2 separate regions of the Homo sapiens genome follow, and region 1 is linked to region 2. A link is an interaction called in ENCODE POLR2A ChIA-PET data of the cell type or tissue named here. Cell type or tissue: OCI-LY7. All regions are shown on one strand.

Region 1 (4,000 bases), 130 kb after region 2:
CATATCAACACCCTAACTTTACAACTTAAGGAACTGGAAACAAAAGAACTAGTTATTTGTGTCTTCTCTCTTATTGTTGAAAGAGTATTTTCAACAATTGTATGCCAACAAATCGGATAACCCAGCTGAACAAATTCCTAGAAACACAATACTTACAAAGACTAAATCACAAAGAAATGGAAATTCTGAATGGAGCTATAACCAGTAAAGAGATGGACTCACTAACCAAAAATCTCCTGACAAAGAAAAGCCCTAGATCTGATAGTTTCATAGGTGAATTCTATAAAACATTTCAAGAAGATCTAATACCAGTTCTTCTCAATCTTTTCCCAGAAAAAATCTGGCAAAGGAGAGAACACTTCCCAACTCATTTTGTGAGGCAAGCATTACCCTGATACCAAAGCCAGACAAAGGCAACTACAAGAAAACTACAGATCACTATCCCTTATGAACACTGATAAAAAAAAATCCTCAACAAAATACCAACACATTGAACTGAGCAGCACAAGGATTATACACCATGACCAAGTGGGATTTATTCCTGGAATACAGGGATGGTCCAACATGTAAAAATTGATCAATGTAATATACCACATTAACAGAATGAAGGAAACCACAGAATCATGTCAATCGATGCAGGAAAAGCATGTGACAAAATTCAAAACCCATTAGTCATAAAAATGCTCAACAAACTAGGAATAGAGTGAAACTACCTCAACAAAATAAAAGCAACATATGAAAAACCCACAGCAAACATAATTGATGGTCAAAGACTGAAGAATGTTCCTCTAAAAACAAGAACAGGGCCAGCACAGTGGTTCATGCCTGTAATCACAGCACTATGGGAGGGTAAGAGTAGAGGATCACCCGAAGCCAGGAGTTCAGGATCAGCATGGGAAACATAGCGAGACCCCATCTCTAAAAAAAAAAAAAAAATTATTTTTTTAATTAGCTGGGTGTAGTAGTGTGTCTATAGTCCCAGCTACTCAGGAAACTGAGGCAGGAGGATCTCAAACAAACTAACAAATAAAAGAACAGGAGCAAGACAAGGATGCCCAATGCCCACTTTTGCCACTTCCATTCGACATAATACTGTAAGTTCTAGCTAGAGTAATTAGGCAAGAAAGAAAAACAAGGGCCGGGCATGGTGGCTCACGCCTGTAATCCCAGCACTTTGGAAGGCTGAGGCAGGCGGATCGCGAGGTCAGGAGATCGAGACCAGCCTGGCTAAAACGGCGAAACCCCGTCTCTACTAAAAATACGAGAAAAAAAAAAAATTAGCTGTTTATGGTGGCACATGCCTGTAGTACAAGCTACTCGGAAGGCTGAGGCAGGAGAATCGTTTGAACCCAGGAGGCGTAGGTTGCAGTGAGCAGAGATTGCACCACTGCATTCCAGCCTGGGCAACAGAGCGAGACTCCATCTCAAAAAAAAAAGGAAGAAAAATAAAAATAAAAGGCATCCAAATTGAAAAGGAAAAGGTTGAGGGCCAAGAGCGGTGGCTCATGCCTGTAATCCCAGCACTTTGGGAGGCCAAGGCGGATGGATCACGAGGTCAGGAGTTCAAGACCAGCCTAGCCAAGATGATGAACTCCCATCTCTACTAAAAATACAAAAATTAGCTGGGCGTGGTGGCATGTGCATGTAATCCCAGCTACTTGGGAGGCTGAGGCAGAGAACTGCTTGAACCCAGGAGGCAGAGGTAACAGTAAGCAGAGATGGCGCCACCGCGCTCCAGCCTGGGCGACAGAGCGAGACTCCATCTCAAAAAAAGAAAAAAAGAAAGAAAAGGAAAAAGTAAAATTATCTGTCTGCAGATTATATGATCTTTTATATAGAAAATCTGGCCGGGCGTGGTGGCTCACACCTATAATCCCAGTACTTCAGGAACCCCAAGGGGACTTGAGGTCAGGAGTTTGAGACCAGCCTTGCCAACATAGTGAAACCCTGTCTCTACTAAAACTACAAAAACTTAGCTAGGCATGGGCGCATGCCTGTAGTCCCAGCTACTCGGGAGGCTGAGGCAGGAGAATCGCTTGAACCCAGGAGGCAGAGGTTGCAATGAGCCAAGATTGTGCCACTGCACTCCAGCCTGGTGACAGAGCGAGAGTCTGTCTCAAAAGAAAAAAAAATAGAAAAGAAAGAAAACCCTAAAATTCAGTGGGGCAAAAGGAGCTAGAGCATCAAGAAGAATAGCTAGTGGATGCTGGGCTTAATAGCTAGGTGATGGGTTGATCTGTGCAGCAAACTGTGATGGCACAGGTTTACCTATGTGATAAACCTGCACATCATGCACATGTACCCCAGAACTTAAAAGTTGATGAAAAAAATAATAAAAATAAGGCCAAGTGCAGTGGCTCACGCCTGTAATCCCAACACTTTGGGAGGCCGAAGCGGGCGGATCACGAGGTCAGGAGTTCAAGACCAGCCTGACCAACATGATGAAACCCTATCTCTACTAAAAATACAAAAATTGGCCGGGCATGGTGGCGAGCGCCTATAATCCCAGCTACTCCGGAGGCTGAGGCACAGAATTGCTTGAACCCGGGAGGCGGAGGTTGCAGTGAGCCGAGATCACACCACTGCACTCCCGCCTGGGCAACAGACCGAGATTTCATCTCAAAAAATAATAAATAAATAAATAATAATAATAATAATAAACAGAAGTTCAATAGTTAATTAAAAAAAAAAAAAAGCCAGGCACAGTGGCTCACGGCTGTAATCCCAGAACTTTGGGAGGCTGAGGCAGGTGGATCACGAGGTCAAGAGATCGAGACCATCCTGGCCAACATGGTGAAACCCCGTCTCTACTAAAAATACAAAAATTAGCTGGGCGTCGTAGCGTGTGCCTGTAGTCCCAGCTACTCGGGAGGCTGAGGCAGGAGAATTGCTTGAACCTGGGAGGTAGAGGTTGCAGTGAGCCGAGATCGCGCCACTGCACTCCAGCCTGGCAACAAAGCGAGACTCCATCTCAAAAAAAAAAAAAGAAAAGAAAACTCTAAAATTACACACACACAAAAAAAAACTGTTAGAACTAATAAGTGAATTCAGCAAAGTAGCTGGATAGAAAGTCAACAAGCAAAATCCAGCGACGTTTCTTTTTTCTTTTTTTTTTTTTTTGAGACAGAGTCTCACTCTGTTGCCCAGGCTGGAGTACAGTGGCACGATCTTGGCTCACCACAACCTCCACCTTCCAGGTTCAAGCGATTCTCCTGCCTCAGCCTCCTAAGTAGCTGGGACTACAGGCACGCGCCACGATGCATGGCTAATTTTTGTATTTTTAGTAGAGACAGGGTTTCACTATGTTGGCCAGGCTGGCCTTGAACTCCTGATCTCGTGATCAGGAGTTGGGAGGCCCACCTTGCCTCCCAAAGTGCTGGGATAACAGGTGAGAGCCACTGCGTCCAGCCTCCAGTTACATTTTTATACACTAAGAATGAACAATCTAAAAAGGAAATTACAAAAACAACTCAATTTAAAATAGCACCAAAAAGAATAAAATATTAGTAATTAATTTAACCAAGGAGGTGAAAGACTTATAAAATGAAAACTATAAAACACTGCTGAGGCCAGGCGCAGTGGCTCACGCCTATAATCCCAGCACTTTGGGAGGCCAAGGTGGGTGGATCACCTGAGGTCAAGAGTTCGTGACCAGCCTGACCAACATGGTGAAACTTTGTCTCTAGTAAAAATACAAAAATTAGCTGGTCGTGGTGCCACATACCTGTAATCCCAGCTACTCAGGAGGCTGAGGCAGGAGAATCACTTGAACTCGGGAGGTGGAGGTTGCAATGAGCTAAGATTGTGCCACTGCACTCCAGCCTGGACAACAAGAGCGAAACTCCATCTCAAAACAAAAACAAACAAAAAAAAACTGCTGGCAGAAATTAAGGGGCATAAATAAATGGAAACACATCCCTTGTTCATGAACTGAAAGACTTAATATTGTTAAGATGCCAATACTACCCAAAGTGATCTATAGATTCAATGTAATCCCTAT
Region 2 (4,000 bases):
GAGAGAGAGAGAGAGAGAGAGAAAGAAAGAAAGAAAGAGAAAGAAAGAAAGAAAAAGAAAGAAAGAAACATGTAGCACATTTACTGGCACATAGTAAACACAATGAATGGTAGCTAATGTTTCTGTGCCTTTAGAAGGCTAGGGAAAATTTTAAGTTAAAAAAGGGAAAAAATCATGTAAATGTGGCAAAATCTTGACAATTGGTGAATCTAGGTGATGTGTATATAAAAGCTCGTTGTATTATTCTAATTTTATGTACATTTGAAAATTTTCACACATTTTTAAAGTTAAAAGGCAGGAAACACACAACTGCTTCCAAATCAACCAAATATTCAGTCTAGACTTCATGTATTCCCTCAACAAATATTTATAAAACACTGTGTGCCAGGCCATTGTGTGCCATTGCCATATGGAATGCTAAGTCCCTGTTCTCAGGGAACTTATAGTGTAGTTGGGAGACAAACATTAAGTTATGGAAAATTCTCCAAAAGAAGTGCTGAGAAGGCCAGGCATCATGGCTCACGCCTGTAATCCCAGCACTTTGGGAGGCTAAGGCAGGTAGGTCACTTGAGGACGGGAGTTTGAGACCAGCCTGGCCAACATGGTGAAACCCCGTCTCTACAAGAATACAAAAATTAGCTAGGCATGATGGCGTGTGCTACTTGGGAGGCTGAGGCAAAGAATCCCTTGAACCCAGGAGTTGGAGGTTTCAGCGAGCCAAGGTCACACCATTGCACTCCAGCCTGGGCAACAAAGTGAGACTGTGTTCCCTGCCTCCCCCAAAAAAAGAAGTGCTGAGAGAATAGTGAAGAAAGAAATCAGTTTAGAGAAGGAAGTCAGGAAGGCCCTCTGAGGAAGTGATATGTAAACAAAGACCTGAGGAGCTTACCTGGGCAAAGGAGTCAGCACCCATGTAAAGCAACCATCATGTGCAAAGGTCCTGAGGCAGGAATAGTGGAAAGGCCAGTATGGCTGCAACACAGTATGAAGAAAAGGTGGCTCAAGAGGAGGCTAGAGGCCAGGCATGGTGGCTCACGCCTGTAATCCCAGCACTTTGGGAGGCTGAGGCAGGTGAATCACTTGAGGAGAGGAGTTCAAGACCAGCCTGGCCAACATGGCAAAACTCCGTCTCTACTAAGAATACAAAAATTAGCCAGACATGATGGCTGTGCTACTTGGGAGGCTGAGGCAGGAGAATCTCTTGAACCCAGAGGCGGAGGTTGCAGCAGTGAGCCGAGCCACTGCACTCCAGCCTGGCAACAGAGTGAGACTCCATCTCAAAAAAACAAACACAGAAGAAGAAGAAGAAGAAAGAAGAAGAAGAAGAAGAAGAAGAAGAAGAAGAAGAAGAAGAAGAAGAAGAAGAAGAAGAAGAAGAAGAAGGAGGAGGAGGAGGAGGAGGAGGAGGAGGAGGAGGAGGAGGAGGAGGAGGAGGAGGAGGAAGGGAGGGGGAGGGAGAAGGAGAGGAAGAGGGAGAGGGAGAAGGAGAAGGAGAAGAGCAAAGGGAAATCTTTTTCAAATATTTTTCAATGTTTGCCACAATTTTGCCACCAAGAAATTGGAAACTACAACTTTGTGCTTTCGTATGAGAAATACAAAATGAGCAAAAAACGGGGCTTAGGACAGGTAAGGGATAGGTACTGCCAAGGCTTTGGATCTATGTCCACACATGTTTTTCTCCCACAGTCATCAAATGTCAAAGATTTAATTTATTTCGTGATTCTCCAGCCCTATATTCCCCACCCCCACCCCACTCCCCCAGCACCTGCTAGCTGAGGCACCCTCTTGAACCATATTCTTCACTTCAGCTGTCTTTATAAATTAACTTTCTAAACTGGGAAAGCAATACTCCACACCGCTAAGCAGGGCCAGTTTCACTAAGACAGATGGAAACAAAGAAATAGGACCACATTCACTTGCAGATTTGCATAGGTCCAGACACTGAAAGCTGGGGCCTCTAGAATTCAGACAAGTTGTTCTTACAGCTCCTGAAAAGTCATCCTGCCCTTGGTCCTCAGCCTTATTTGGTGACCTTCCACCCCTTTAGGACTTTAACTGTGTGAACAGGGGCTGAGGACCCACCCCAGGATCAAGCTGCCCAGGTTCAAATCCTCACACTGCCAGTTCGACTCTGGGAACTTGCACAAATTACTTCACTTCACTAAAACTCTATTTCCTCCTCTACAAAATGGGGATAATGTGTGAATTAAATGAGATAATGCATGTGGCATATAGTGGATTAAGTGCTTGCAGAGTGTGAGCTATTTTTAATTTCTGTAATTCTGCCACTTCTTCCTGCCACTTCTCACCTCAAATTTAAACTGCCCCCATTTAGACATGTATTTTTTACTTTCTCTCTCCCTCTCTCTCTCTTATTTTTCATAGAGACAGGGTCTCACTACATTGCCCAGGCTGGTCTTGAACTCTGTGTTTCAAGCAATCCTCCCTCCTTGGCCTCCCAATGTGTTGGGATTATAGGCACAAGCCACTGTGCCTGGCCTAAATGTCTGTGTTTTTTTTTTTCTGTTGTTTGTTTGTTTGTTTGTTTTTGAGACTGAGTCTAGCTCTGTTGACCAGGCTGCAGTGCAGTGGCTCTATCTCAGCTCACTGCAAACTCCGCCTCCCGGGTTCAAGCAATTCTCCTGTCTTAGCCTCCTGAGTAGCTGGGACTATAGGCACCCACCACCACACCCAGCTAATTTTTGTATTATTAGTGGAGACGGGGTTTCACCATGTTGGCCAGACTAGTCTCGAACTCTTGACCTCAGGTGATCCAGCCCCTCAGCCTCCCAAGGTGTTGGGATTACAGGCATGAGCCACTGTGCCCGGCCTAGACATCTGTTTTTAATCAGAGAATATTCATTTTATTTTTGGATAATTTGGGAAATTTTGTCTGGGTTGCCTCTGAGATAGATGTCTGTCACAAACATAAAGGAGAAATAATTCCCTGGTTAATTCACAAGTTGATATTGAACAGTTGCTCAGAACAGAGTTCTGTGGATGAAAAAACAAGAAGGGAGAAGAGGAAGAAGAGAAGGAAGGAGAAGATAGTATAGACCCAAGGTCTTAATGTAGGGAGGACAGATGACAAAGAAGTCAGTGAGGATGGGCCCCCTGGAAGAGCTATGTGTTGAATTGTGTCTTAAATGAGGTGATGGAAAAGAGATCAGCAGAGAGTCATAATAGGCTACTTAAGATTTGAATCTGTACATCCAGGACAGTGGTTCTCAACTGGGGGCAATTTTGTGCCCCAGGAGACATTTGGCAATGTCTACAGATCTTTTTGGTTATCACAATTGTGGGGGTGAGGGGTGCTGCTGGCACCTACTGGGAAAAGGCTACACATCCTACAGTGCACAGGACAGGCACCCCACAACAGAGCCTTATCCAGCCCAAAGTGCCAGTATTTCCAAGGTTGAGAAACCTTGATCTAGAACAAGCTTGTCCAACTCGCGGCCCATGTGCCACACGTGGCCCAGGATGGCTTTAAATGCAGCCCAATGCAAATTCATAAACTTTCTTATAACATTATGAGGTTTTTTTGCAATTTTTTTTTTTAGCTCATCACCTATCATTACTGTGAGTGTATTTTATGTGTGGCCCAAGACAATTTTTCTTCCATCATGGCCCAGGGAAGTGAAAAGATTGGACAACCCTAATCTAGAAGACTTCCACTCTTTGAGAGAACTATGTCCTCGCCATCCTTTGCTCTTTTTTAAAAGATGAGTATTCACTGAAGCCATTATTAGTGCTTTCAAATACTTTTACTCCTGGCAATAAAGATAGTGTTTTCAGGCTCAGCTAGTAATAGCATCCTCTTTTCCTGTCACTGCTGCTGGGTCTCATCCTTACTTCCCTAATACCCCCACCCCACAGACATGTCCTTCCTTTCAAGAAGAAAATCAAAATGCAGGAAAACAGTAGCCACATGTGTTAATGATTACATGATAGTACAGTAAAATCCCAGGCCCAGTAGCCTTCTCATCAGTGCTTCTTTAGA

Evidence for each region. Peaks named below come from ENCODE experiments on the same cell type or tissue, not always from the same donor. Only the 100,000 strongest peaks of a DNase experiment are listed, where the experiment ranks them.
Region 1: POLR2A ChIA-PET joins it to region 2 with 8 read pairs; 3 of 35 experiments call an interaction of 5 or more read pairs at or near these places.

Annotation. Positions count from the first base shown.
Region 1 is chr10:92,598,645-92,602,644 of GRCh38, reverse strand. The region is part of intron 1 of KIF11 (kinesin family member 11); the gene reads right to left. Among named protein-coding and RNA genes, the nearest start is that of KIF11, 7.5 kb to the right of the region's middle. In OCI-LY7, no CTCF peak of the experiment used is centred here; no DNase peak of the experiment used is centred here.
Region 2 is chr10:92,727,970-92,731,969 of GRCh38, reverse strand. No RefSeq gene overlaps it. Among named protein-coding and RNA genes, the nearest start is that of HHEX, 40 kb to the right of the region's middle. RefSeq lists a silencer at 1,731-1,780 and an enhancer at 1,991-2,090. In OCI-LY7, no CTCF peak of the experiment used is centred here; a DNase peak (open chromatin) is centred at 1,879; H3K4me3 peaks cover 1,109 bases; H3K27ac peaks cover 1,857 bases.